2 separate regions of the Homo sapiens genome follow, and region 1 is linked to region 2. The links are chromatin loops, found by intact Hi-C in ENCODE. Cell type or tissue: PC-9. All regions are shown on one strand. Links, peaks and the distances in the headings refer to the core of each region. The heading gives the core; the rest is flanking DNA.

Region 1 (15,438 bases), core at 4,466-12,465, 210 kb before region 2:
TCCCCCAGTATGGGAGGAGGAATCATAATGGCTCAAGCTTTACAACCGTCTTCAAACTGGGCCACACCAACCTCTGGGGTTTAAGAAACTTCCCAAGGGGCACTTGGGCACTACAGATTTAAGAGCATCAATTTCCAGATTCTTTTTTTTTTTAGACGGAGTCTCGCACTATTGCCCTGGCTGGTGTGCAGTGGTGCGATCTCGGCACGCTGCAACCTCTGCCTCCCAGATTCAAGACATTCTCCTGCCTCAGCCTCCTGAGTAGCTGGGACTACAGGCTCCCACCACCACGCCAGGCTAATTTTTTATATTTTTAGTAGAGACAGGGTTTCACTATGTTGGCCAGGCTGTTCTTGAACTCCTGACCTCGTGATCCACCCGCCTCGGCCTCCCAAAGTTCTAGGATTACAGGCGTGAGCTACCGCACCTGGCAATTTCCAGATTCTTAATCTTGGAATGTACTGCTTTCTGAGATATTTGGAACAAAACATTCGTGATGGAAACATTATGAAAATACCTCCCCTTCACAGTCTTCTCCCACTTTATAGGGGAAGGTCAGACCCTTCCCCCATCCCAACTACTGCTATAGTGCTAACCTCTAGTGCATTGACCCCAGTGTGTTAAGTGGGTGATTTAGTGGCTTAACACAACCCATATTTACTCTCTCATGGTTTCTGTTGGTCAGAGGTCCAGGCCTAACTTAGCTGAGTCCTCTGCTTCAGGACCTCATAAGAGGCTGCATTCAATGTGTCTGCCAGGCTGGGGTCTCATCTGAGGCTCCACTGGGGAACAATCTACTTCCAAGCTCATGTGGTTTGGGCAGGATTCACTTCCTGGCAGGTTGTTGAGTCCCAGCTCCCTGCTGGCTGTTGCCGGAGGCTGCCCTGAGTTCCCGCCACAAGGGCTTTACCACATGGAGGCTTACATCAACAAAGTCAATAAGGGAGAGAGTCGAGAAAGCCTGCTAGAAAGATGGAAAGTCCCATCTCCTGTTGCATAATCACAGACATAACATTCATCACACACCCTTGATGTATTCTGATTCCCCCCTTTATTTATGTATGTATGTATTTATTTATTTTTATTGATACGTAATAGATGCACATATTTTGGGGTAAGTGTGATATTTTGATACATTCCTATAATGTGTAATGGTCAAATCCAAGTAATTGGGGTATCCATCATCTTAAACATTTATCCTTTCTTTGTGCTAGGAACATTTGAATTATTCTTTTTTAGCTATTGTGAAATATATAATAGATTATTATTAACTATGGTCACTCTACTGATCTATCAAACACCAGCTCTTATTTCTTCTATCTAACTGTATTTTTGTACCCACCCTTGCTGTTTCTGTTAACTAGAAGCAAGTTACAGTTCCAACCACACTTTGGCAGGGGACTCTACAAGCCCATGGACTCTAGGAGGCGGGAATAATTTGGGACAATCTTAGAGTCTATCTGCCACCCTGGGTTACCAAAGAAAGGGATCATTAGAAATACTGGCATCAGCAAGATGTCCTTTCATGAAGGCACTGAGACACTCCTAGCCATCTTATCAGGGTACATTTCCAATGATGTTTTAGTAATTATTTTAATTAAAATTTATTTAATGTATAGTTTTGCTTCTTTTGAGACCCAGTCTTGCTCTGTTGCCTAGGCTGGAGTGCAATGGCACAATCATGGTTTACTGTGGTCTTGACTTCCTGGGCTCAAGCAAACTTCCCACCTCAGCCTCCCGAGTAGCTGGGACTACAGGCACAGGCATATACCACCATGCCCAACTAATTTTTAAAACAATTTTTATAGAGATGGGGTCTCACTATGTTGCCCAGGCTTGTCTCGAACTCCTGGGCTCAAGTGATCCTCCCACCTCAGCCTCCAAAAGTGCTGGGATTACAGATATGAGCCATTGTGCATAGCCTTTAATGTATTTTTAATCAAAATGTAGATTAATATTAAAATCATAACTGAATTCAGAAGAAATAATTTTTTTCTTTTCTTTTTTTTTTTTTTTTGAGACAGAGTCTCACTCTGTTGCCCAGTGCAGTGGCACAATCTCAGCTCACTGCGATGTCCATCTTCCGCGTTCAAGCAATTCTCCTGCCTCACCCTCCCAAGTAGCTAGGACTACAGGCACGTGCCTCCATGCCTGGCTAAGCATTTTTGTGTTTTAGTAGAGACAGGGTTTCACGGTGTTGCACAGGCTAGACTCGAACTCCTGAGCTCAGGCTCAGGCAATCTGCCCACCTTGGCCTCACAAAGTGCTTTGATTACAGGCATAAGCCACCACACCTGGCCAAAATAATTTCTTAAATGTCCATATTTATACATACTTCTGTGACAAGGAAGTAGGATGGGCAATTAATACAAATTTTAATTTATAAAATTATATTTTCTTGGAATAAAATTCAGTGTGAAAGAGGAGTGGAAATACAATATAAAGATATTAAATTGCCAACAGCTAAAGAAGAGAATATTAATGGTTTTTAAATAGATGGTAGTGAGAGTATCAAATCACCCTTGTGTTTATATTCCATCAGATATATTTTAAAGAGTAATGAAGTCATTTTTTTAAATGCCAGTGTTTACATTTTGCTGGAAATTCTATCTTTTTTAGTTATTTAAATATTTGAAGAAAAGGATTTAAATGTCAACTTAGAAATGTGCAAGGGGGAATGTAATTTTTCAAAATACTTTTAAGGTGTAGGCCAGGGTGTTTGAAGACAGTTGCTTTACAAAACTGAAGGTCACCAAATCTGTGGTACTGAAGACAAACTTTCATCATTGCCACGGTATCTTATAAAGAAAAATTCCGGTGGGGCTCAGTGGCTCACACCTGTAATCCCAGCACTTTGGGAGGCTGAGACGGGCAGAGGCAGGAGAATCACTTGAATCCAGGAGGTGGAGGTTGCAGTGAGCCGAGACTGCACCACTGCACTCCAGCCTGGGCAACAGAGTGAGACTCCGTCTCAAAAAAAAAAAGCGAAAATTCCCAAGATTTTCTATCAAATGAGCATGTATTTTTGCATGTCTTTGATCTACACATTGTGTACACTATTCCAAAACAAGATGAATCCCTCAGTTCTGCTTATGCTCCCCAACTTTTAAAACTCTTCTTTTGCTGTTTGGGATCCCGGCCACCCGGGGTGGGAGTGGGGATATTAATAGGTGATATCCTTTGTAGATTTGTCCCCACCCAAGTCTCATGTTGAAATGTAATCCCCAATGTTGGAGGTGAGGCCTGGTGGGAGGTGGTTGGATAATGGGAGCAGATTTCTTTTTTCTTTTTTTTTGAGACGGAGTATTGCTCTGTTGCCCAGGCTGGAGTGCAGTGCCACGATCTCGGCTCACTGAAACCTCTGCCTCCTGGGTTCAAGCGATTGTTTTGCCTCAGCCTCCTGAGTAACTGGGATTACAGGCGTGCACCACAACACCCAGCTAATTTTTTGTATTTTTAGTAGAGATGGAGTTTCACCAAGTTGGCCAGCCTGATCTTGAACTCCTGACCTCAAGGGATCCACCTGCCTCGGCCTCCCAAAGTGCTGGGATTACAGGCGTGAGCCACCGCGCCTGGCCTGGGAGCACATTTCTTATTAATGGTTTAGTACCATCCCCTTGGTGCTGTCCTCGCAATAATGAGTGAATTCTCACAAGATCTGATTGTTTAAAAGCGTGTGCTGCCTCCCCTCCTCTCTCCCTCCTGCTCCTGCCTTGCCATTGACTTGCCTGCTCCCTCTCCACCTTCCACCTGATTGTAAGTTTCCTGAGGCTTCCCTAGAAGCTGAGTGGATGCCAACACCATTCTTCGTGTCCAGCCTGCAGAATCATGAGCCTATCAAACCTCTTTTCTTTACAAATCACCCAATCTGTTATTTCTTTAGAGCAACGCAAGGACCGACTAATATAGTTGGGTTCTGTGAAGTTCAGCCACCTTGAATATATGTGACTGAATACACATACCACTGAATATAACATACACTTCTTCACAGACAGAGACAACCAGCATTTGTCTGTCCCCTTTAGAAATATTAATCATAATGTTATAATGTTGACTGTCCTGAAAGGGATTGTGACAAATTTTCTATTTGTTACCTGTTTTTGGTTTGTTTTTGCTTTTTTTTTTTTTTTTTTTTTGACAGGTCTCGCTGTGTCACCCTGGCTGAAGTGCAGTGGCTATTCACAGGCATCATCGTGAATACTACAGCCTTAAACTCCTGGCCTCAAGTGATCCTCCTGCCTCAGCCTGCTGAGTAGCTGGGACTGCAGGCACACACTACTGAGCCTAGATTTGCTACCTGGTTTTTACTGGAAATAGGCAAGCTGGTGACACAAGCTATATGGATTGTAATATTAGACCGGGGGTGGGGCTTCTATCAAACTGGAGGAGAGACAAGGAGGCCGGAGTGACGGAGCCCACCTCTCTGCAGGCTGAGGCTGCCTGCTGGCCCTCCAATGGTTATGGCTGTATTTGTTCTGAGAGAGCTGCAACAGCTGGCGAGTTCCTGGACTTGTCCGCACCTGTGCGGGCATGGGACAACGCTTTGGTCTAGACTGCCTTTGCATCTGCCCCTGGGCTTTTAGGCTGCAGGCCTGTGGAGTCACCACTGGCTGAACATCCTCTAAACAAAGGGCTATGGCAGGCCGATCTTGGCCCTTCCACCTCAAATGTGTTGAAACTGCAGGGCTCGAAGAATCCCACACACCACTGATCTTTTAGCATTTCAACATTCTCATCCTTTTATTTGTTTATTTAAATGTTTTTAACTTTTCGATAGACTTTCCTGGAGCAGCTTTAGGTTCACAACAACATAATTCCCATCCTTTTCCGACACCGCCTGGCTGGCAGCCAAGCTCCTTCGTACTCATCACCTTCCGATATATTCATCTGCTAGCAGGGATCAGTGAGGGATGGCTTTAAGCCCACATGTCTAAGAGAAAGGAGGAAAAGAAGAGGAAATTAAACCCTATGACAAGCAGGACAAATGCTGAAGAAATTGCAAGTGGATAAAGCCTAAAAGAATAGAGCTCCCTGCTCTAGAAAACAAACAAAATCCACGGAACCTTAGGTTACTTATCCCTGTGATGGGAGTCATGATCCTACTTAACCCTCAGGGATGGAAACTATAACAATTGCATAGCCTGGCGATGAATTAGAAAGCATTTGGGGAGGTGCTAAGATTTTAGATATAGTATTAAGAAGTAGTGATTTTTTTTATTTTTAATGTTTGTGAGTACACAGTAGGTGTATATATTTATGGGACACCTGAGATGTTTGGATACAGGCATGCAATGTGAAATAAGCACATCATGGAGAATTGGGTACCCATCCCCTCAAGCATTTATCCTTTGAGTTGCAAATGAAATATTACCATTAAAATCAACCATACACCTAGCTTTAAAAAAATCCTGAGCTATCAAGACTCTGTCTAACCTTAGAAGTAGGTAACACACATGTACCCCAGAAACATGTCAAATATTACATATCAATAAAAGAAAAAAAGGGGGAAACAAAAAGTGAGGAACAGCTCCTTTCAGTTTCACAGATTATTCTCCCACTGCCAGCTATTCCAACGCCATCATTATAGCTCTGTATCTGCAAGAATAATACTGTGTTTCATTCCTCTCTCCCCTACTCAGCCTCCCAAAAAAGTGTGTGTGTGTGTATGCGTGCAAAAGTACCGCCTCCTACCCAGATAAATCTAATTATTGATTCTGTCCAGACATGTCCTGACATCTATAAAGGCCTGTGGGAAGAGGTGAACATTCCTGGCCACCACCCCTCCCCTGAAGTTCTGCATAGGCTGTGGAACCCCCTTCCCTGTCCTTTCTCTCATGGGGCTAGGATGACAGCTCAGGCACTACAGAGCTTCCCTGAAGAAGGCTCGCAGAGCCGTGTGGGCCTCTGTTGGGAAAGAACACATCCCATCATTTGGATAGAGTCATTTTTCATCCAGCCGGGTGCTGCTGTGGGTTATGGGAGTGTGCACCAACTGTATTGTAGACAAGACCCACATTGCCAGGAGAATCCAACATCAAACCCTAAACAGGGATCTTGGTTTGGCTTAAATGCTCCTCACAATGGCTTGGTGGGGTTTCAAGGTGCCGTTACAGGGATTTCTCAAGAAATCAAAACCAGCCGGGCATGGTGGCTCATGCATGTAATCCCAGCACTTTGGGGAGGCCGAGGCAGGCAGATTGCTTGAGGTCAGGAGTTCAAGACCAGCCTGGCCAACATGGTGAAACCCCATCTCTATTAAAAATACAAAAATTAGCCCGGTGTGATGGCGGGTGCCTGTAGTCCTAACTACTTGGGAGGCTCAGGCAGGAGAATCACTTGAACCTGGGAGGTGGAGGTTGCAGTGAGCCGAGAGTGCCCCACTGCACTGCAGCCTGGGTGACAGAGCAAGACTCCGTCTCAAAAAAAAAGAGGAAACCACACATCATGTTGAATGTATCATATCTGGCACAAGTGTTCTAAACTGGACATAAACCTCATGCCTTGGCCAAGTTTTTCTGAACGAACCACAATGATTCATGAAAAAAAATTGTATACTTTTGAGTGGGGCAAAGACTTCATGCTACAGTTTGTAATAAAGGTCAAAGGTCAGGAATTGATTTTGGTGAAATCAGTTGAGATTCTTTTGCTATCCTGAAACTTGGAGATGGTAAAGGTTTCAGATTTCAAAATGAAAACTTTGCCAAGCAACAGGGTTTATTATGTATCATTTAGAAACTAGTCTTCATACCCTGAAGCTCCTTCGGCACGGCTATTGCTTGAAAATACTCTAGAAAACCACAGGGAACATTTTCCCAATGAATCATAATCTGTCTGGGAAGTTAGAGAAATCAATCAAATAAGCTTCAATTTTTTTTTTCCTGGACCATCTGGACAATTCAGATAACAATATATTGTGGTCACAGCTCACATTTTTTCAGACCTAAAGTTGAATTTGTTATTTGAATTTGTTATGAGACAGGAAGCGAAATGTCTGCAAAGATAAATGAAAAGAGGGAATGATTTTAGCAAACAGGCCTTGGATACATTTTCTAAGTGATTTTTCCAAGACTCACTGGTCCCAGGATTTGGTCCCATGGCCAGATCCTCCTAAATGAAAAATGTTCAAATTACTGTGCCGAATAGTGCCTGGATTCTTTCTACGAGTGCCAGAGAAAAAAGTGAATTAGCCCAGGAGTACCTCTCAGACTGAAAATCAAAACAGCCAAGGGCAAAGAACTGGAAGTAGACACTGAAGTTCAGGCTCCCTCTCGAAGCCGTATTGTGGCCTGTGAAATACACATCGCTCACACCTCATCAAAGCCAGTGAAACAGTAGCTGTCATGCAAGCTAAATCTTGTTTTCACAGAGCCTGCCTGTGGCTGGTTTCATTTGGCTCAGCCCAAGCTACCTGAACACCTGGTTCTATGCTTAGATTTTCCTATGTGTGGAAAGCAATTATCTTTCGACTGGAGAGAAAACTGTACAGAAAACCCAACCGCGATCATTTGGGGGAGCAGCCAGGCGCACGCTCGCCATTACACTGTGATGGAACAAATTGTTAAGCAGGTACAGAATTTGATCGTAATTTCAGCAAAGGCCTATACATGTTTCTAACGTTTTTAAAAATACCTCTGTTCATAACAGCAGACACTAAGGATTAGTGATTTTTCCCCAAGTGCATGATCAGGTCTATTTTGTTACAATGGTGCCTCCTGGCCAAGGCCAGACACACTCAAAGAAGGGTCTTGGGCAGATAGGAAAGATTTCCCTGCAGGAGGTTTGAGAGGGGCCTAACAATTTGTAGGTCTTTGAAATATAATTTGAAATGGTTACAAAGCTACGGCCAATGATGTAAGAGAAGGTGTGTTTTATAGTAAGTATTAAAAGAAGACAAATAGATGCTAAGGAGAGATGGATTGGCTAAGAGAAAGATTAACACACAAATTGCACCTACTCATTCCTATATAATTCGTTAGGGAGAGGTACAAATTAGGCTCTGAAATTTCCAGCAGCCGGCTCATGTGTATAATCCCAGCACTTTGGAAGGCCAAGGAGGAATGCCTGAGGCCAGGAGTTCAAGATCAGCCTGGGCGACATAGAGAGACTCTGTCTCTACAAAAATTTTTTTAAAAATTAGCCAGATGTGGTGGTGCATACCTGTAGTCCCAGCGACTATGGAGGCTGAGGCAGGAGGATCACTTGAGCTCAGGAGTTCAAAACCTGATGGGCAACATAGCAAGGCCCATCTCTACCAAAATAATTTTTTTTTTAATTAGCCAGGCGTGGTGGCACACATCTGTAGTCTCAGCTATGCCATAGGCTAAGATAGGAAGATGGCTTGAACCCAGGAGTTTGAGGCTGCAGTGAGCTATGATCGCACCACTACACTCCAGCCTGGCAAGGCCCCAGTCTCAAAAATAAAATAAAATAAATTTTAAAATGAATTTTCTAGGAGCCAGCCAAAGAGGAAAGTGCCATCAGTTGCATTGAGCCACCCTGTCCACAAGGTGAATCAGCAGCTCAGGATAAGTACAACTATTTGGGCAGGTCAGCAGGCACACCACTGCCGGGGATTAGAGAGTCAGGGGACAGGGTGTCCTCTTCTGTCTAGGACTGAGGAATTTCCTTTGATATGATTCTTTTAGTGCTAAAGGCAGTAAAGTCTTGGGACAACCAGGATGAGTTGGTCACCCTACCTGGGAATGTTTGCCAGTCAGCCCATCCTGGCCTGGACCCCCCACCTCCACCCAGCAGGCAGACTGCTGTCTGAGGTCTCACGCATATCCCAAGACTTGCAGCTGCAGGTGGGTGACAGGTTCCACAGGCGCTGACCCTGGGGTTCTGGCAAGCTGTTGGCTCAGTGTTTGTGGAACATAGTCGAAGCCACGGGGTGTAGAGAACTGAAAGGACATTCCCAGGGAAGGGGGAAACTTTCCCATGCAAATCCCAGCAGAAGCTGTGGCTTTGATTTTCCTCAGTCTGCAGCTGCATGGAGAGGAATCCGGGAGGGAAAACTGCCCATGCAGAGCCTTATGAAACACCAGCTCAAGTCACTAGCCTCCAACAGGCTCGGTGAATCATGCTGACTGCCTCCTGGACTCATATGAGGCTGCTCCCCTCAGCAGGGCAGCCTGCACTACAAACTAGCCCTGCTCCTATCCCTGGCTAGCTTGCCTTGCTCACCCTACCTTGGACCTTCCTGGTTCATTCACGAGAAAAATCCTGAGACTGGCAAGAGCCTGGAATTGTGAAAGCTCAGACTAAATAAGAAGGCTTTCGTGGTGGCCTTTTACCTAGCGTGGCAGTCAAAGACTGCTCTGCCCCCAACACAAGACACTCCCCTGCTTTCATAACTGGCACTGTAACATAGTTATCCTGTGCTGGAACATTCTGTCCTGTGCCAGCACAGACCTGAATCTCAGCAGAGTGCATAAACAGGGGGACTTTTGCTACACTATTCCAGGAATATGACATAATCCTACCCTGTCCCTCCAGAGTCACCTTCTTGGAAGGTTGACAGTCTCAGAGGCTTCCAGGGAAGAGAGTGCTGCCTCCTGGTAGACCCTGAATGGGTTCCACTGCTCTCCCTCTCATTACAGTGACGATGAGGCAGAAGGATCGGGCTCCACCTTGACTCGTATACCTTTTCTTGCAAAGATCCCACTGACAGAATTTTCTGGACATCTTTAGAGCATGTGGAAGACCTTACAGGACTACATTGTTTCTGGGTATCTGAGACCAAGATCAATTGGGGCAAACTTGTTTTTAAATTTTGTTTCTTATATATCTTGTGTTTTTTAAAACTTGTTTTTTATATGTAAGCTTTTTAAAAACTAAAATTTCAACATATCTTTCTTGAATTAAACCACTTGCCAAATTCAACAAAGATTTCCTTTGGAAGATATCTTCAAAGGGTTGATTGTGTCCCAATCAACATTTCCATGAATTTCTAAATAAGTGGCCTAATCTGAATATTTTTTACAATGTGCCCTGGATATGGAAGATAGAGGAACAGTCTCCACCCTTGAGAAACTCACAATTTATTAAGAGAAAAAAATAGGCCAGGCACAGTGGCTCGCACCTGTAATCCTAACACTTTGGGAGGCTGAGGCGGATCAACTGAGGTCAGGGGTTTGAGACCAGCCTGGCCAACATGGTGAAACCCCATCTCCATTAAAAATGCAAAATTAGCCGGGCATGGTGGCGGGCACCAGGACTCGTAGTCCCAGTTACTCGGGAGGCTGAGACAGGAGAATCACTTGAACCCAGGAGGTGGAGGTTGCAGTAAGCTGAGATCGCACCACTGCACTCCAGCCTGGGCGACAGAGTGAAACTCGGTCTCAAAAAAGAAAGAAAGAAAGAAAGAAAGAAACATACTTGATCACAATAATTGCCAGATCTTATAGGGCCTTGTGTGCCTGGGTGAGGAATTTAGGCTTTATCTTGTGGGCATTGGGAATTTATCGTAAAGGACATTATACAGGAAGGTAGCATGATTGAATTTGCATTCAGCTTAAAGAAAGGGTTGGCTTGAGAAGAGTTGGGAGACAACTAAACCAGCTGAGAGCCTTCAGCAATGGTCCAGGTGAGAGAGGAGGAGGGCTGGTTCTAAGGGGTAGGTGGAGAGAAAGCAGAAAAATCACATAATATTTAGGAAATAGAACTAACAGGATTTCATGAGTATTGGACATGAGAGGCAAGGTAGAGTGGATGTCTGGAAAAACAGCCCTCTCACAGAAGGCAGCATGTCCTGGAAGCATGAATCCAGGAATGACTTTTTTTGTTGTTTGTGTAGGACTAAGACTAAAACCCATATGTGTTTCTGGAGAATGGGGGTGAGGGGTGTCCCATTGTGGCTCGAGGCTGGAGAGGTGGGTAGGGAAGAGGCTGGCGAGGTAGGTAGGGGCTGCATTGTGGCGCACAAGGGTTCCATGTTCAAGGTCAAATATTGTTGGTGATTCTCTCATGCATATGGGATAGAGGAAGTGGCCCAGTCAGGGTTCTGAACACGCTGATGTTCAAACCAAAACCCAGGAAGATTTGGGGCCACCTCCATACCTAGTTTTGACCAGGAGAGGTGCCAGGGAAGCATAATACCCTAGAGTCACTACAGAAAATTCTATGGGCTCCTTTCTGAGGATTGCCTGCCTACTCAGGATACAAAACTAGGAGGTCAGACCTAGCAAGACAAGAGGTGGAAGGGGCACAGAGAAACATGCTAGTTGCTGGTGTGGATCATGAATGCTGTGCAGCCAACTTAACCTGAACCCAAGGAGGGCGGTGGGCTCCTCAATATTCCTACAGAAAATATTCTTATCAGAAAATTCATTTTATGGCAATAGTTCATAACTAACCTAGTGCACAGCTTGGGCAGTTTGGCAGAATGGGAATCTCCAACCACGTTCATTGTCTGCATGTGGGCTGAGGTTCAGCAATCTTTCCTTCTGCACCTCTTTTTACTACTTTCCTTTTGCTCAGTTTACCATTATGGCAGGTGCTCTCTTCACCTAGTTCCACCCATGAATTACTAGATAAACCATAATCTCCTTTTTCCCAGGAAAACACACGTAAAGCTCATACTCCATGGACCACGCAGGCTGGAGAGCAGCCCTCCAGGGCATGTGCCCACATCTGCCCAGTGAGTTGTTCAGGTACCTGAGTCAGGTGTGTTTACCTCCGGATCTGTGTCCATCAGTTACACTTATGTTAACAATTATGTAATTCTGTGAATAACCTATAAACTGATGAAATATGAGTACAGAAAAGAGCAGTTTCTATGATAACAAGGTTGAATGCCTTGGAAAACTTAACAGCAAGTCAATCAAAGAACAGCCTGCTGTTGAGCTGTTGAATTACAGATTGGTGAGAGAACTGAAAAATATGAAGGGAAGAAGTTAATGCTCCGGAAGGATACTGCACTCCATTACTTCCCATTTTCCATATTTGAAAGTCATTCCTCCACGTTTGAGAAATCCGCATTATGGGTTGAGGATTCTTCATTGTGGTTTACACCAAAAAGCCAAAGAAGCAGCTCTGTTAGAGGACTCAGACTTCGAGAGAAGACTTTAGCCTTGCCCTACACCTGCCAGATGAAGGTGCCTTTGCATTGAGTTAAAGTAAAACAGTTAATGAATATATATTTAGTCATTATTTTATTTTTGATGATGATGATGATAATTTTATTTTATTTATTATCATTATTATTACTATTACTTTGAGATGGAGTCTTGCTCTGTCACCCAGGCTGGAGTGCAGTGGTGCTATCTCGGCTCACTGCAACCTCCGCCTCCCAGAGTCAAGCAGCTCTCCTGCGTCAGCCTCCCAGGTAGCTGGGATTACAGGCACCCGCCACCATGCCGGGCTACTTTTTGTATTTTCAGTAGAGAGGAGATTTCACCATGTTGGCCAGGCTGGTCTCAAACTCTTGACCTCAGGTGATCCACCTGCCTTGGCCTCCCAAAGTGCTAGGATTACCGGCGTGAGCAACTGCACCTGGCCTATTATTATTATTATTATTTTCTTTTGAGGCAGAGCCTCACTCTGTTGCCTAAGCTGGAGTGCGATGGCACAATCTCGGCTCACTGCAACCTCCACCTCCCTGGTTCAAGTGATTCTTCTGCCTTACCCTCCCAAATAGTTGGGACTACAAGCATGTGCCACCACGGGTGACTAATTTTTTTTGTATTTTTAGTAGAGACGGGGTTTCACCATGTTGGTCAGGCTGGTCTCAAACTCCTGACCCCAAAAGATCCTCCTGCCTCAGCCTCCTAAAATGCTGGGATTACAAGTGTGAGCCACTAGGCCCAGTAATGATTTTATTATTAACAATTCCCTACTTAATCTCTTGATTAAAGGGAAACCCTGAGGCCTTTCTCTTCATTCCAACTTTCATCCCTGTCTTTCTTCTGCTGACCTTGAACTCTGATTCAGTTACCCCCCTCCAACTTTGGCTGACTCTTCCATGTCTTCCCAGAAACATCAGTGACCGGAGGGTTCTCTCTCCTCAGATACTAGCTGTCTAGGACCCATCAGGATCCAGATTTGGGATCTAAAACTTACGCAATTGGGGAAATTCTTCAAGAAATATAATCCATTAAATAAAAGTTAAGTATGAAAGCAAGATTTATTAGAATGATTTTTAAAAGCCAAATTATAAGTTTTTAAATGCTGACAAATACATAGACATATACAATTCCGGGAAAAAAAAGCAACGCTTTTTATTAATTGGGTGCCTGACACGACTCCGTAATACTTTTTTCCAAATTTTTTTGCAACATTCTCTTGGCCTATCTATAATACACTTTTATAATATCTTTCTATAGAAAAAAAAGGAAAAATAATTTAGTATTGTCTCTGATATGGTTGATCTTTATTTTTATTTTTGAATCTTATTATTGATTGTTTATAAAAGTTTCTTTCAGCCTCATGATTCTTTGTTGGCAGTGGCAAGTAAGTTGTCAGAATTATTGCCAAATTTTGGGAAATCTGTATGTTTCTTTCATACAAAAGCTATAGGATTTGGGGCATTCAAGATTTTTTCACCGCAACTAACCTTAAAAACTGAAAAATTAATGTCACTTCTTAATGAGTTTGTCTTTGATATACTTTTTTAGAGATATATTTATAAATTGTATGTTATCTCCATTAATGTCTGTATTTCAGGTGAAATCAGCAAGGAATTAGTGCAGATATGATTGGGCATGGTCATTTTAGTTGAAGGAAGAGCATGAAGAAAAACACTCTCCAGCAAAGGCAAAAAGTCTGAGCAATGGTCTCAGAGCAATGGACAGCAATGGACAGAGAGCAATGGACAAATAGACAGCAGTGGGCAAAAAGACCAGAGTCCATTAGGGAGATGCAAAAGGATGTCAAATGTTGGCAAGTGGCTGAGGATGGACCATCCTGTCCTTAATTTGGGGAGTCAAAGACCTGATGAGGGGTCACTAAGCAATAAAAGGCAATAGAGGATCATTTTTAGATCAGCACCATCAGAGTCAGACAAATCTCAACCCTACTTCTGCCTGTGAATTTCTGCCAGCAGTAGGTTAACTATTTACCTACATGTCTGCAAACCACCTACACATATCCCCCAAAGTCTACCCTAAATGTACGCCCAACTCAATGACCCTGAGCCAGATCCCCTAAATGCCATGGCCACTCCAGTGCCACCTGACCAGAAGGGAAGTGAGACAGAGAGACGTCTGAATGGAAAGAAGCAGCATCTTAACTGCTAAAATATCTAACTTTTGCAAAGTGTACAGAAGCAAATGACCATGGGAACACATTGCTGTGGCTCCTGTAGCCCTCTGCACATGGAAGAGGTGACAACTATAGCCTGCAGCCTCCTGGCAGTAAGAGCTGGAAAGATGTCCCTAGACCCCAGTCATTTAGGAGAAAGGAGACCTAAGTGCTTCTTAGGATAACTCTAGGCAGCCTGGGGAAGGAGAAGACAACCACCAACTGGTGAAAGTGAAAGGAAAAGATGGGGGCTCCTGTGGATATGAGTCTATTAAATGCAACAAGCATGCATTGAGCAGCCTGATGTGCACATGCTGGACTCAAGCTTAAAAGGTGAAAGGTAGTCCCTGCATTATAGTGGTTGAATCTAGAGCTTGCAAACTTAGACCCCACTGGAGGGCTGGAAAAAAACAGGACAAGCTAAAGAGGCAGGGACAATGGCAAGTGCTTTGGTGTCTCTGGCTCTTGTCAAGTGTTGCTAAGTGATGGGGCTGGTGTCATGGGCAAGCCACCAGTACAGTTGCACAGGGCTCTGGGCTCAGAAGGGTCCCTCAGTTGGGTTTTACTGCTCTTAATTTAATTTATTTTATTATTAAATTTTATCTTTGAGTTTGTGTTTTGTAAGTGAGGTCTGTTGAGACAATAGAGCATGCATGGGGACTTGGAACCTCAGCTCCTCCGTGACTGTCTTTCATCACCTCTCCAGTTCTTGGCCTCCTTCTTTTCACCCTCTGACTTCTCAGGCCCTATCTAGCCTTCCTTTTCCTGCTCCTGCCCAGAAACAACTGCTGCTGCCGTTCCCCCTGGGTGTCAATTAAGTCAAATCACCAGGATGCGCAATAAGGGGGACCCAATGTTCTTCCATCCCTCTCTGCTTTCAGTGGGGATCCAGGAGTAGGCACCAGGAGGGTTGGGGTCTCAGAGCAGGGCAAGACAGTGACCATCCCCACCCTGATCTGGGTGACTCAGTGCAGGTGAGCCTCGCATTCACCCTCAATGCAACTACTGAGTGTGATTCAGGGTGGGATTGCTGTCAGCAGTGGGTTAGGGCTGCAGGATGGTGAGAATGGGGAGCAGAGTTTATGGGATGGATGACTCCACAGCTGGTGGGCCGTGCTCACGAGTGGACAAGTTCATTGAGTCCCCCTGCACAAAGAGTCCCCTACATCTGTGAGGGGCTGCACCAGCCCCAGAGAAACT
Region 2 (15,438 bases), core at 5,030-13,029:
CTTTCAAAACAGCATGGATTGTTGTCTGGTAGTAATATGTTCACCACTGTCTGTAATGAGCGCCAAGGAAGGGGAGTATACTGTTCGAGGGGTCACTAGAAGGGGATAAAGCTGGCTCTCCTCTGTCCTATGAAAACAGGGATAAACTTACTGGACCAACGCTGCAGCAGGTAGGGGTGGTACTTTCAAGGTCACTCAGGTGGCTGAGTGCTGGCATAAAAATGAATGTCTGCTATGTGAAGCAAATAATGAATAGAACAAGACCCTTGACATGCTGGGAGAAACTCTTCCTGGAGTTTTTTATTTTTCTTTCTTTTTTTTTTTTTTTTTTTTTTTTTGAGACAGAGTCTCACTCTGTGACCCAGGCTGGAATGCAGTGGCGCGATCTTGGCTCACTGCAAGCTCCGCCTTGCGGGTTCAAGCGATTCTCCTGCCTCAGCCTCCCAAGTAGCTTGGACTACAGGTGCACGCCACCACGCCTGGCTAATTTTTGTATTTTTAGTAGAGATAGGGTTTTGCCTTATTGGCCAGGCTGGGCTTGAGCTCCTGTCCTCAGGTGACCTGCCTGCCTGGGCCTCCCAAAGTGTTAGGATTACAGGTGTGAGCCACTGCACCCGGCCAGGAGTTTTCTTTCTACCTTTCCACCCTTCTTCACCAGCTCACTTCTACTCAGCTGTCACAACTGAGCTCTTTGCAGGGGTCCCCAGACATGTCTCTGTTTGAACTCTTGGCACAAGATCCTGAAGGTCACCTTTGAGGAGCACTCCTGAGGCATTCTGCTGATGGTGTGTGGCAGAATATTAGCTAAGAAACTCTGGGGATTTTGGACACTGCTTAGAAAGGAAATCCAGGGGCCAGGCACAGTGGGTCATGCCTATAATCCCAGCACTTTGGGAGGCTGAGGCAGGCGGTTCACCTGAGGTCAGGAGTTCTAGAGCAGCCTGACCAACATGGTGAAACCCCATCTCTACTGAAAATACAAATATTAGCTGGGCATGGTGACGGGCATCTGTAATCCCAGCTACTTGGGAGGCTGAGGCAGGAGAATTGCTTGAACCCGGGAGGTGGAGTTTGCAGTGAGCTGAGATCGCACCATTGCAATCCAGCCTGGGTGACAAAGCAAGACTCCATCTCAAAAAAAAAAAAAAAAAAAGAAAGAAAGAAAGAAAAAGAGAAAGGAAACCAAGGGCAAAGGGTGAATAATTTCTTCTCAGTCAAAGCACTGGTGGTTGGCTGTTGAGGAACTGACAGTCTATTGGGAAAGGCAATATATAAATATAATGTGGACGTCCTCAGACTTCATCTGGTAGTGACTACAAATGATGTCTATTTCCTTTCTTATCTCAAATCCAAAGAGGCTGATCTATAACTTTCTATTTAGCATCTTGTATAGGCCTAAAGTTCTCAGTAAGAATTTTCCACAACAAACAAGTGAAATGCATGTGACAATGCATGAAAGTCTTGTCCCAGCATCCTCACACTGCTGACAACACTGAAAAAGCCTCAAGTGACTTTCATTCAAATAGGTGACTCCATGAAGGAACAGTGGCTGGAATTTTAATTTACAATAACTAAGAAAAGTCAGTATTTATTAACCACTTGCTATGTTTAAGATATTATCGGAAGTTCTTCACAGCTGTCCTTAGAACGGGGTACTATTATAATCCCCAGTTTGTAACTGATCAATAGATATTATAGATTAAATAACTGGCCCAAAGTGACACAGCTTTGAACCCAAGCTGGCTGGCTCTGTAACCCTTGGAGGATGGAGAAGCAGATAAACTACGGTGCTCAACTAGAAAAGAAATGACAGCCAACAGGAGGCTGGAAGGAGGGAGTGGCAGGTGAGGTAGAGAGCAGGCAAAAGCCAAGTGGGCTGGGCATGATGGCTCAAGCCTGTAATCCCAGCACTTTGGGAGGCCAAGGTGGAAGAATTGCTTGAGGCCAGGAATTCAAGACCAGCTTGGGAAATATAGTGAGACTGTCGCTACAAAAATTAGCTGAGCATGGTGGTGTACGCCTGCAGTCCCAGCTACTTGGGAGGCTGAGGTGGGAGGGTTGCTTAAGCCCAGGAGTTCGAGGCTGCAGTGAGCTATGATTGCATCACTGCACTCCAGCCTGGGTGACAGAGCAAGACTCTAACTCTGAAAGAAAAGCAATGTACTGGTGCAGGGAGATGTCGCATCCTAATGAATGCTACGTATTGTTGGGTTAAGCTGATAAATCCCTTTTCATGGATTTTTGGCCATCTCTTACCATGAGGGCCTAAAAGAGCCTTCTGTGACTTGTGGTATGCTTTTTACAACCCCTTTGGCCAAAGATGGCATTGTTCCCCAATGTAGCTGACTCTGATCCACATTCAGTCATTTCCCTCAGAGGACAAAGGTTTGCCATTAATTTTAATAGCCAAAAGATAGTTGATAGTGCCCGAAGAGGCAGCAGCATAAAGAAATAACTACATGACCTCTAGCTATGACAGCTGCTTTGAAAAGGAGGAGCAACTCCTGCTAAATTAGTTCTGCCCCACCTATACTGTTAATTTTAATTAAAACCTTTGTTTATGTATTCCTCTTACTACCCAAACTCTTGTGAATTTTTAAGATATTAAAGAAGCGTTTATTAATTATACAATTAGAAATCAGGCTGGGTGCAGTGACTCACGCCTGTAATCCCAGCACTTTAGGAAGCCAAAGTGGGTGGATCACCTGAGGTCAGGAGTTGAAGACCAGCCTGGCCAACATGGTGATATCCCATCTCTACTAAAAACACAAAAATTAGCTGAGCATGGTGGCAGGAACCTGTACTTCCAGCTACTTGGGAGGCTGAGGCAGGAGAATCACTTGAACCTGGGAGGCAGAGGTTGCGGTGAGCCAAGATCATGCCATTGCACTCCAGCCTGGGCAGCAAGAGCAAAACTCTGTCTCAAAAAAAAAAAAAAGAAAAAGAAAAAAAAAAGAACAAAAAAAGAAATATAGCTGTTTTAGTCCATTTTGTGTTAGTTTAACAGAATACCTTAGACTGGCTAATTTATAAAGAAAAGAGGTTTACTTGGCCCATGATTTTGATGGCTGTCAAGTCCAAGATTATGCAGCTGCATCTGGTGAGGGTTTTGGGCTGCTTCCACACCTGGCAGAAAGTAGAAGAGGAGTGGATGTGTGCAAAAAGATGACATGGTGAGAGAAGAAGCAACAGAGAGAAACCAAGGAAGCTGGACTCTTTTTTAACAACCAGCTCTCTTGGGAATGAATGCATTCCAGTGAGAGTGAGAACTCAAACTTATGGGAGTCTATTATTCATGAGGGATCTGCCCCCATCATCCAGACATCTCCCACTAGGATCTCCCTCTCAACACTGCCACATTGGAGATCAAATTTCAGCAGGAGTTTTGGTGTGGTCAAACTATATTTAAAGTATAGTAATAGTTAAAAAGTCTTCTCTGTATTTAGAAAAAGAAATTCAACTGACACCCATCTAGTTTAGTTTCAATGGCTGAAACATGGCTGATATTAGAAATAATATCAAAGAATAAGAATATTTCAGCCTCCAGAAATTTTTCAAAACCACTTTTTTTTTTTTGCCAAAGCATCCTGTTTATTTCCCATCCCGAAAACTAAAGAAGTTGAATAATCTGGAACCCATTTTAAAGTTTTGTTAAAATTCATGCTTGTCACAGTCTGATTTCTTTCAGATTTTGTCCATCTTCCAAATTCAAAATATAATTCCATAATAATATTCATGGCTAAGTGTATTTCTTTTTAAAAGTAGGAGAATAGAGAAGCTGTCTTCCAGAATTTTTTTTTATTATAATTTTGGCTGTCTCTGGCCCACGCTATTTGTCTCCCTTTAAAAAAAAAAATTTTTTTTTAAGTCCACATTCCCCTGGCCCAAGTTTCAATTTTTCTAATCTGCCCAGACCAGAATAACTAAAGCAACAACAACAAATGAGGAGCAATAATATGTATTCTTTATTTACATGGCAACCTTCTTTTACAGATTCTAAACTTTAGACTAGGGAGTGAGAACCTTCCCTTCTAAATATTTGTGGGCTGGATCTAGGTTCCTTGGTTAAAGGCTTTTAATATGGATGGAAATACTTGGCATAACTATCAAGGTTATAGTTTTCTAAGGACTGCTTGTTATTTTTCTTTGTTATATAACCCTATCTCATCTCTGCCCCTCTCAATAGGCCTTCCAGACTAGCGGACTATCAGAGATTAGAAAGCTCTGCTGGTTAACAGAACACATTGTTTTGAGTGCTGCAGGCCGCCCTGGGCTTCTTAGATCTCCGACTCTTAACACAGAGAAAGCAGTACTTTTATTTCAGTGAAGGTTAGCTTCATAACAGACTTTTAATCTTGGAAGATTCGTGCTGAAAACTGGATTAGGAAATCCCACGTCCCTGTACCTCTTGCCTTTGTTTGGGAACCTTGGAGAACAACGGCTGCATCTAGCAGCAAACCAGTCTCTCTTCCCTTCTCTGTGTCACTAGCATCATTTCTGCCTACTCCCCAATAGACTCCAGCCAAGGGGACTTCCCACACCCAACTTGTACATTTTTACCCACCTCCAGGCCATACAAGCCTTTACAGAGCACCTACTGTTTGCAGAGGGAGCACTGTGTTTCACTCTCCAAGCTTTGCTTAACTGTACCCCTCTCCAAGAGCTCCATAAATCTGGGCTCTCTGGTGAGCACAGCTCCAGCACTGCCTCAGGCAGTTGTCACTTCAGCTTTTTAACTGTGACCCACAGGGAGGAATACATTTGACAACACAACAACCCTGCACACACATAAATACAATAAATACATACAACTCATAAATACAGTGAACTGAAACAAAAGATTTCATGAAAACAATACTTCCTTTTTTTTGGAGCCAGGGTCTCGCTATGTTGCCCAGGCTGGTTTCTAACTCCCGGTCTCTCGCCTTGGCCTCAGTAGCTAAGGCTACAGGCGTGAGCCACCATACCTGGGTTCAATGCTTTTTCTTACTATGTAGGATGTACTTTCGTGTTTTTACTTCTACTTCTGTTTTATCAAAAAGTAATAATAATAAAGCTGGTCTTTATCCACAAAATTGATTCCAGGACCCACAGTTTGAAAAGCTCTGTGTAAGGAACCCAGAATATTTAGAAGGCATAGAAGCTAATTAGGGATTCTAAAAGATGAAACTATATTTTCACTAGGAGGTGACTTAAGGGAGAATGTTCACAAGTATTATCAAGGAAGTGAGGATTGCCCCAAATAAGGTATTTGCAACAAAAGCTATGTTTGAACAAATCCTCTGACTTTCTAAGAATTCATTCATTCATTAAAGCAAACACACACACACACATAATTTTTTTGGAGCATCAAGTTTAATCTAGACTTCAAACTTGCAAAAATGGGTAAGACCTTTGCCCTCCCCCAACTCACAGGTTAATGAAGGACACAGAGAAGTGACCTGGTGATTACAGTCCAACATTTGATGGCTATGACTGCAACTTAATTGGGTGCTGTGGGAGCAGAAGGGGGTCCTTAGTTCAGAAAGAAGCAGGCAGGCTTCTTGAAGTTGGTGACTCCTGGAGGAGGCTGGAAAGGAGGTGACACCTTCTCTCTAGACCAAGCAAGTGTGTTCAGAGAGCATGGAACCTCTTGAATATGCAGGGCATTGGGCACAAGTGGTCCCTATGGTTGGAGTGAAGGGTGCAGATGAGGCCATAGCCAGAGATGGGCCACGGAGCTTGCGTATTTCTCCTGGAACATCCAGGGAATCCATTGAGAGAGTTTAAGAAGGCCTGCAGGGTCATCAGGTTTCTGTTTTTGAAAGATCACTGAAGATATGGTGTGGGGGATGCTGGCTCAGAAGCCAGGCTGGAGCAGGGATCAGGAGGCTGGCGTCAAAAGCCAGAGGGGAAATAGTAGAAGGGCCTGGACTGAGGCAATAGTGGTGGGAGTGGGAAAGAAGGAGGCCTCTGGGAGGCATCAGGGACGCTGTATGAAACCAATTGAAGCTGGTGAGGTGTAAAGGGTGTGGCAGAGGGTCTTCTCTCAGATGATGCCCGGGTTTCTAGCAGGCACGACTATGGTGGAGCTGGTGCCATCCACTCAGATGGGTAATACAGGGAAAACAAAGTGTGGGGAAGAGTTCAATTATGGCCACACATTACTGTGCTTGGAGTGTCTGTGGTGATCCAGCAGCCACTGGATCTGGAGCTTGGGGAGGGCCTGGCTTGGTGTTAAGAAGTCAAGGGTTCAGCTGGGCACAGTGGCTCATGCCTATAATCCCAGCACTTGGGGAGGCCAAGGCGGGCGGATTACTTGAGGCCAGGAGTTCGAGACCAGCCTGGCTAACATGGTGAAATCCTGTCTCGAAAAAAAAAAAAAAAAAAAAAAGAATAAATCAAGGGTTGGATGAAGCCACAAAGAAAAGTTACAAAGTAGGATCAGTAAGTGCGCTTAATTTGGGGCAATGACCAATTTGTGGAAGATGACTTTTTTCAGATGTCTCTAGGTAGTGTGGGGTCAGCATCGAAGTCCTCATCCTCACATCCTTCCTGTCTACCCCAGCTGTAAATGTGTCAGAGCTCCCATAGATGGCAGGCGGAATGAGGCGTCTTAGGCATATTTATTCACCACAGTCTCTAATTATGGAGCCCATGGGGGATGACAATGACATGGGGAGTAGGCAGAGGGCAGACTGGGCAAGGGTGACTCTGGATTGAATCGCTAACAAAGGCTAAGAGGCCGGTTCTGAAATGTTTGCTGGTAAAGGGTCTCAAATTCCTGATAGATCCCCTATATTCTTTTCCACACTGGAGTGTCGCTGCTACTGCTGTGACCACAAATCGAGTTGAGAGGGCTGTTTCCTTACTGCATTTTCAATCCTCCCAGCTTCCCTTCACAGCACTTGACAATGTGTGAGTCCACAGGTCAGCTTGTCGTGGAGGGCATGAGATGGAGTAGGGGATAGGGGAGGCTGAAGTCCAACTTTTCTTTTCTTTTCTTTTTTTTTTTTTTTTTGAGAAGGAGTCTCACTCTGTCGCCCAGGCTCGAGTGCAGTGGCGCGATCTCTGCTCACTGCAAGCTCCACCTTCCGGGTTCACGCCATTCTCTTGCCTCAGCCTCCCGAGTAGCTGGGACTTCAGGCGCCCGCCACCTCGACCGGCTAATTTTTTGTATTTTTAGTAGAGACAGGGTTTCACCATGTTAGCCAGGATGGTCTCGATCTCCTGACCTCGTGATCCACCCGCCTCAGCCTCCCAAAGTGCTGGGATTACAGACGTGAGCCACCGCGCCCGGCCCTGAAGTCCAATTTTTATTCTAGCATCTTAGGAGCAATGGAGCTCACAGTTATGGACTGAATTGTGCACCCTCCCCGCTCCCCCAATCCCAATTCATATGTTGAGGTCCTAACCCTCACTACTTAAAAATGTGATGTAGGTGACACACATCTTGGTGACAGAGCAAGACTCTGTCTCAGAAAAAAAAAAGGCATGCAATTGGAGACAGGGTCTTTAAAGGGGTGATTAAGTTAAAATGAAGTCATATAGTGTCTTTAGGAGAAAAGATTAAGACACAGACACAGAGGGAAGGCCTTGTGAAGACGCCACAAAAAGCCATTTACAAGCCTAGGAGACTGGCCTCAGAAGAAACCAACCCTGACCACATCTTGATCTCCAGAACAGTCTTCCAGACTCCAAGACTGTGAGAAAATCAATTTCTGTTGCTTAGGCCACCCAATCTGTGGTCTTTTAGAGCAAACAAAAACACTCGCTTTTCTTTTTTGTCTGATGGTGCATATTCAGGAGGAAACATAAAGTAGTCTAACACTCAGAGGAGCACAACTACCTCTACCTACTGAAACAGACAAGTAACATACTTAACAGGTTGAAATTTATCTACTTATCTACTGTTCTGCCGTTTACCAAGCACTTTTACAAGCCCTAACTCTCAATCTTCGCGGCTGCCTCAGCATCACCTGGGAATCTGTTCGAAGTGCAAATTCTCGGGCCCCACAGAAGTCTTACAGAATCAGACACTGGAGGGGGCACGAAGAGGGGCAGTCATGGTGTTTTCACAAACGTTGGAGGACTCTGGTGTAGCTAAAGTGCGAGAACCACCGAGGCAGGGTTCGGTCCAGGTGGAGGGGATTGGGGGGTCCCGCGACTTTTTCACAGGTGCGCGTGGCCAGCAAGGACGGTCTCCTTTGCAACTGGCCCACAGCGTTGGCACAGGTCGCCAGATTTTATTTATCCCTGGAAGGTCTGGAGACTCAAAGGGGCCTCTCAGGGCTCCAGGGTAAGCGGCTGCCTCCGGGCAGCAGAGCCGGTGAGAGCCAGGGAGCCCTGAGCCGCTGGGCGCGTGCGCGTGGGCGCGTCCCTGGGCCGGGCGCGCGCCGAGGGGGTGGGTGGCGCCGGCCCCGCCGGCCTGGCGCGCGGTCCGAGCCACTCAGAGCGCCTGGCGGCCGACACCCGGGGGCCCTACAATTAATACCGGGCGCCTGCCCGCTGGCCGGGACTCGCGCGCCGGCTCTCGGGGACGGAGGCGCCCGGTCCGCCCTGACGAGCTCGCCACTGGCTCTGCTCCGGCGGCGACGGCGACAGTGGCCCTGGCCGACTTTCCCGGGGCCCACACCTCCTCGAGAGCCAGCTTGGGCAGGGGACGGTGCCGCACCACCAAGGCCCCGCGCTAGTGTGCACCCCCGGCCCGGGCCCGGCAGGTGGGCGAGGAGGGCGGGCGCAGTCGGGCTCTGCAGGAGCGCGCGGAGGTGAGACGGGGGGGAAGGTGGGGACGCGAGTGTGGGCGCGTGAGTGTGGGCGCACCCCCGGGAAGGTCTCGGAGATGTCCTCTCTCCCTTCTTCCTGGTCCCCTCCAGAGTTTCGCTCAGGTCCTCAGGGGACAGCCTGAGAGGCCAACCTGCTGGAAGAGTTCACTCGGGCGACAGAGCGAGTTGGACAGCCACACCCCCGGCCGGGAGAGCGATAGGGCGGCCCTGGCCTCCAGCCCCTGGGATCCTAAAGCCCCGCATCTCCGGGGCTGCAGCGGGGGCTAGCCCAAGCATCTTCCCAGCCCTGGGACCGGGGGGGCGTGACTGCCACCACCCTGAGAGCTACTGAGACACAGGACACAAACTTAGTTTCCAAACAAAGTAAAATCTGCCTTTCCGGTGTTTTAAGATAGGACGTGCTTATGCCGATTCATCGCGGTTTCCTTGGGCCACCTCCGAGGACGCGGCTGGACCCGCTGGCCGTGGAGGGGGTCGGCTCCGGGCGCGAGTTCGTGTCCTGGGGCGTGGGGACAGCTCTGGTGCTTCCCCCGAGAGTCGTCCCAGCGTGGTCCCCGCGCACTGGCCCCTGTTTTGGGAAGGGGTGCCCGCGTTGAGAGAGGCAGGGGTGCTTGTGCTTGGCCCCCCTCTGTGTCCCCACCCTCTCCGCCCGATCCTTGCCCAGTCCGAGGGTGCTCCCGCCTGGTGGCCCAGCAGAGGGCGCCAGCTCCCGGCCGCCGCGCGGGTCGCAAGGGGTGGGGACGCGCGAGCCTCCAGGTAAGGAGCGAAGTGAATCATCCCGAGCGGGGACCCGCTCCCCGCGCGGTGGGAACGAGGCGGGGCGTGGCCGCGGCGCTGCTGAGAAGTCGGGGCCGCCGAGCCGCTGTCGGCGGGAAGCGGCGATCCTGCCACCGGGAGGTGTGGAAGAGCCGGGTAGGTGAGCAAAGTCCCTCCGCGCGGTGGCCGAGGGGCGCGCGGAGCCGGGGCCGGCAGACGCCAGGACGCGCCGCTGCGCTCTGCTCCGGGGCGGGAGGCGCGGGTCAGTCTCGCTCTGGCTGCGGGAGGCCCTGCCGGGGACCGAAGCGGGAACGGGGGCGCCTCCCGGGGGTGGAGGCCGGCGGGTGCCCGGGCCGCTGCGACGGGGCGCTGCGCTCGGCCCGCGGGGTCCCCGAGCCGTAACAAAGGCGCGGCGCGGCCGCGGCTCCCACCCACTTCCGTCCCCGGAGCGCGCCTCGGGGAGGAGCGGGCCGGGGCAGGGTTTCTCTCCGCGGAGTTTCGGGAAGTTAGCGCGGCTGCCCGTTACGCTGAGAGCATGGCGGGGAGGCGGGTGGCCCGGGGAGTGGCGCGCCAGTGATCAGAACTACGACATCGCCCGGTTCCTTTCCCGACACCAGCCGCAAGTGGCCGGAGCTGCGGTGGCTCCCGCGCCCCAGCCCGGGGTCCCAGACCGGCGCCTCCGCAGGGCCCGCGCGGGTTTGAACCCGATGCGTGGTGCGCCAGGCCACCCCAGCTGCCCACGTTTCTGCGCGCGTGCGGGCTCCCCGAAGGGAGTGGTTTAGTCCCCGGGTGACAGCCAGCAGTCCCTGGCACCCCGAGTGGAGCTCCAGAAGGCGGTAATTGCATTACAGTGAGTGAGCGGCGGGGAGGCTCCAGTCCAGGCCGCAATCTGGGTCAGGTGCGGGATTAAGAGCTTCAGGCGTTGGCATGAGAGATCTTGTGAAGTCTGACAGTTTATTGCAATGAGAAGTTCCTCACAAGGGGAGAGGCCAGCTGGGGAAATTAAAGGAGCTCCTGTCCGCCATCCCCAGCCCCATCCCGAGGTTGTGATAACTTGTGCCTGTGCAAACCCTAGCACAGGCACGCGTTTTGTCATAGAAATGTCAGAGGCAGCATCTCTACTGCGCCAGATGTTTCTCAGCATCTGAACAGGAGAGGAGGAGGTGGTATTGAAGAGAAACCCAGGACGTTCTGCTTGCTGTGAACCCTAGCCCCTCGCAGTCAATCGATGGAATTCACGTTTTCGTGTCTTGTCTTATCTGCCTCCACCCCCTTCTTCTGTTGGAAGGAAAGGGCAGGCACTGGTTTTTATGAAGGGCTAATGGACCAGGGACTCTCCCCTACACAATGTGGAAGGCTCTTCATTTTCTCTTTAAACCTTACAACCTCTTCCCAGGAGGTTATTTCTGTTTCACAGATGAGGAAACTGAGGCTTAAAGAGGTTAACAGATCCAAGAGTCTGCCCTGTTCCAAAGAGGACTGTTTATTCTTCCAGGTTATTTTTTTATTTTTGACAAAGTCGGTTACTGAAGAGCGCTTTATGGACTGCTGGGTGTGTGCTGTACCCCGGGGTTCAGGTTTGATTATGCTAGGCTATAGGGCTTGATGGACTTTCCACCTATCTCTGGCTTGTGTTAATGCCAGTGCCATAGCTAAACCAACTCATATTTAAAACTTAATGTATATGAAGAGAACTAAGGTTTCCTCCCCAAACCTTTAGAATTATGACAGTTCCAAAGAGAGGTGGAAATAGCTGTCCTTTGCTTTTTGCAGTGTTTCATCAGGCAGGTGGGCCTGGAGTCAGGAATTCTACACAGCACGGAGCTCTGTTTGCCTTTTCTTTTGCAAGGAGCTGCAGTTCCCACCTTGTTTAAGCTGTGTGTGACTTTGCCACTGTGCTGAATGTGCGTTTAAAATTGAGTGAAGTATGCTTTGGAAATAATGGCCCACCTTACTGACTGATAAGTTAAAACCTCAGAATTTCTTTGAGGGATCCAAGGATATGGTTGTATCCACAACTTTTATACAACATTTGAGCTCAAGTTTACAAAATAGGACTTTGGCATTGTCCTGAATGTACTTAAAATGTATTGCCTTCAAGAAAGATGTTTGCAACTCTGGCGTGACAGTCAGGGACTTGGAACGTCCTAGGTAGAGGCAGCCAGGCACGCTGATGAGGGCAAGCCTGGAAAGTCTGGGAAGAATGGCTGGGTTCGGTTGCTGCCTTCACCATTTAGAGGTCTGCAGCCTTGGACAATTTGCCTAGCCTCTGAGCTTCACTTTCTTCTCTTAAAACATAAATCAAAGGCCAGGTGCCGTGCCTCACACATGTAGTACCAAGGCTTTGGGAGGCCGAGGTGGGAGGATGGCTTGGGGCCAGGAGTTTGAGACCAGCCTGGACAACATAGTGAGACCCTGTTTCTACAAAATATTTAAAAATTACCTGTGGTCTTAGCTACTTGGGATGCTGAGGTGGGAGGATCGCTTGAGCCCAAGAGTTCGAGCCTGCAGTGAGCTATGATCGCATCACTGCACTCCAGCCTGGGCAACAGAGCTAGACAGCTGTCTGTAAAAAAACTAAACAAAACAAGCTAGGAATAATAATAGTGCCTCCTGGTTTCAAACCATGAGGACTAAATTAGATAATTCATGAGATACTCGGCACAGTGCCTAGCACATAGTTGCTATTCAACAAATGTTAACTAATAATGATGATGTTTAAGAACAGAATCCTTCCCTTCCTCCCCTCATCCAGAGAGGTAAAGTAGTTCTTAGTTGCCCTGAACTGACTGTTCTTAGTGAATATGGCAATATAGTACAGTTAGTGATTCCTCCTTCTCTCAGCAAGTTGGGGCTAGGGAAAGGTTGGTAGTGATGGAAAACTTGGTCCAGTCGCCCAAGGAGTTTACAAGGAGCTCCAGAACTGTAGAGCTTTTCTCCTGGTTTTGCCACTGTGTAATTTTGTGGTGGGCCTTTCAGCCATTTCCCTTTCTCTTAAATTTAAAGCCCAGTATTCTAATGGCCAAGATGGTAGGAATTAAAAAAAAAAAAACAAAAACCCAAACCAAATGAACTGGTGAAAAGGAAATATGTATTCTCCTTTCTCATTCACTAGCCATCAATGGCACTAAAGAAATGTATCTGCTTCTGTGAAAATGGTGCTGGCCTAATCCTGGGAAGAGGGACCATTTCCTTGGAAAATGTAGTATTTTCTGATAGTCTGTTTAAAGGTGAACCACCAAGTTGATAGAAGAGGAAGGAGAGTTTGAGACATAACATTTCAAAAATATTTCCTTAAACATGGTCAACTATGTATGATCTGAAAATTGCTAAACTAACTTTTAGATGACAGCATGAAGCATAGGTCAGTTAAACTGAACAATTAATGAGCAACCAGTATAGCTATTTCATATGTTAAAAAAACTTGAAAGTTTTTCAAATGAGCAAATATACTCTATATTGTATATACATGCAAGAAATATAAAATCGTATATTGTATCTATATGTATATAGTATATATAATGGATATAATTTCTTATAATACATCTGATCATTTTTTGCTATTTTATACCTCTTGATTTGGGTTTTGCTCTTTTAAACAATTGATATGGACTAAAGCAACATAAAGAAACGTTATAATGTCATTATACACCACCCGATGTGTAGTTACCATGAACATTATCTTCAAGAAAGTGCATGGACAGGAGGACAGAGAGGGATTGTCATTATGTAGGTTTTACATCTGGATATGATATGCAGCTTCTCCCACACTGGAAAATGAGCTGCGTGCATAACCAATTGGAGGCGTGTAAAGAGTTAGGAGCAAGATCCCTGCTTTTGTGCATTTCACTCCATTTGTAGCCACTTGTTGCACTCCATCTGGAAAGAAAGAAGCCGCTGCAGGGCATGCGCCAGACCTGCGCTGGGCCGTCGCTTCCATTGTACGGAAGATGAACAGGCGGCGTTATTTTGGATCACATAGCAGCTTGTTCAAAAGCATCTTGCATTCCCCAGCTGTTCCACAACTTCTTCGCATATGGGAGAGAACTTGCCAGCTGCTGGGGCAACTGTACTTACATTTGCTGCCTTTGTTCAGTAAACAAGGAAGGTAAAAAGACAGGCGCCTTTGTTAAACTGTAGTCATTGTAAAGAGACTTACTTGTTTCTGTTATGTCAATGTTATTCCAGATATAGTCTGTCAGGGGAGGCGGTTTAAAAGGAAATGTCAGAATTAACATTTTTTTTTAATCCAAATAAATGTTATTTTAGGGTAACCGGCATGTATAGTTTTTCCATATGTAAAACCTTAGGCTGCTTTTATATTTCATTGCCTAACAAAGGAATGGATCTAATACCTAAAAATAAGTGTTTATTTAAAAATTGACATATGAATCAGATTTAATTCTATACATTTTTCTATTGCATGAAATGCATAAAAGTTACAATGTGTCTCCAGACAGTGCTTTTGTGTTTTCAGAACATTCTGTTGTTTTTGCATTTGTTGGAGCTGGAGGGTACCTTGCCCACATCCTTTGTTTAATCAATGAGAAAACTTCAGTTTATAAGAAGTTGTTGCTTATCCAAGGTGGTATGGCTAGTGGATTTAATTCAGCAAATCTTCTGTTGAGTGTTTATAGTGTGACAGGCCTGGGAAACCTATAAAGATGAATAAGGGTTGGGCCCAGCCCTGGATGGACTCGCAGTTCAGAAACAACAGACGTAAACAAATACTTCAAGTATGAGGGCTAGAGCAGAGGCAGCACCTTTTTGTTTTCAGAACAGTGTTGTAATCATGTCAGCTCAAATAAAGCCAGAGTAGCAAGTTGATGTGCCAGTAAGAATCGAGGAGCAGAATCTTGGGTACAGGAAGATAGAAGAGGCGTTATATGGTTTATCAAATTTTACGTACATGTCCTTAAAAAAGATTTCGTATTGTGCCTCTACCTAGGCCTGCTTGTCTCCCAGTTCCTGGCCAGCACCCCAAAACATCTTGCCTTCCTAATTATTGTGAATTGTGAATAAATGGCCCTCTAGTAGCTCCAGCATCAATCACAATCCTTTTTGGGATATTCAGTGAGTTTCAATCGCCTTTGTTCTATAAAAGGTTGTAAAATAAGCCATAATTGCTTGGGCATGTATAAAACCCTCTGACTCCAAATCTCCTCGAAATCTTAGGGGTTCCTTGTACTGGAAACTGCTGTTGCTTCAGATCCCCTGATGATTCACGGTTGCTGAGTTGCACCCACAATTCTAAGCCCTTAATCCACTTCTGGCCTCCATTTACACATTCATGTATCTCTTACTTCATCCCTTTTGTGCAGTAATAACAGATGTTTACAGTCTTTCAGTTTTCACTTGGTTTACTGACGTTTTCACTTGAGATGCTCAAGAACCCCGTTGGGTTCTTAGGGCTGGTGACCCAGGGTTTCCATCTTGGAGATGAGGAAACTGAGGCTCCACGGTTGAGAACCTTGCCTGCGCTAAGATTAGAACTAAGATCTCCTGATTGAAAATTCAACACTCCCCTCTGACTGGAAGGGTCAACTTATACGAAGCTGGAGGTTGAGTCTCATCTTCTTCTACAGCTTCATTGTACATGCCCTGACTTCAGTGATCCTCACTGGGTTTTTCACCCAGGACTTTCACTGGGATAAATCTCCCTTCCTTAGTACATTTCTTTGCACATTACAGTTCTCTTAGCATCTTATTCTTCTTTTACTTTTTTCTTTTTTAGAGACAGGGTCTTGCTCTGTTGCCCAGGCTGGAGTACAGCGGTGTGATCATAGCTTACTACAGCCTTGAACTCCTGGGCTCAAGGAATCCTCCCTCCTCAGCCTCCCAAGTAGCTGGGACTACAGGTGTGCACCACCACGCCCAGCTAATTTAAAAAAAATTATAGAGAAATGTTGCCCAGGCT

The links. Peaks named below come from ENCODE experiments on the same cell type or tissue, not always from the same donor. Only the 100,000 strongest peaks of a DNase experiment are listed, where the experiment ranks them.
Region 1: it touches region 2 in a loop (13-fold over the local background); 10 of 110 quality-filtered maps call a loop at or near these places.

What each region holds. Positions count from the first base shown.
Region 1 is chr10:29,940,970-29,956,407 of GRCh38, reverse strand. LOC124902403 (a long non-coding RNA gene) reads right to left here and starts at 9,262. Exons shown (of 2, transcript XR_007062101.1): 1 at 8,697-9,262; 2 at 4,714-4,930. In PC-9, for the core only: CTCF peaks have their summits at 8,229 and 8,468; DNase peaks (open chromatin) are centred at 6,677, 7,307, 8,517 and 9,187; H3K27ac peaks cover 5,275 bases.
Region 2 is chr10:29,729,994-29,745,431 of GRCh38, reverse strand. It overlaps a transcript of SVIL not described here. Among named protein-coding and RNA genes, the nearest start is that of SVIL, 100 kb to the right of the region's middle. RefSeq lists silencers at 8,818-9,112, 9,367-9,596, 9,607-9,796, 9,907-10,046 and an enhancer at 9,466-9,966. In PC-9, for the core only: CTCF peaks have their summits at 9,234 and 9,441 (motif pointing right); DNase peaks (open chromatin) are centred at 8,931 and 9,551; H3K4me3 peaks cover 4,811 bases; H3K27ac peaks cover 3,360 bases.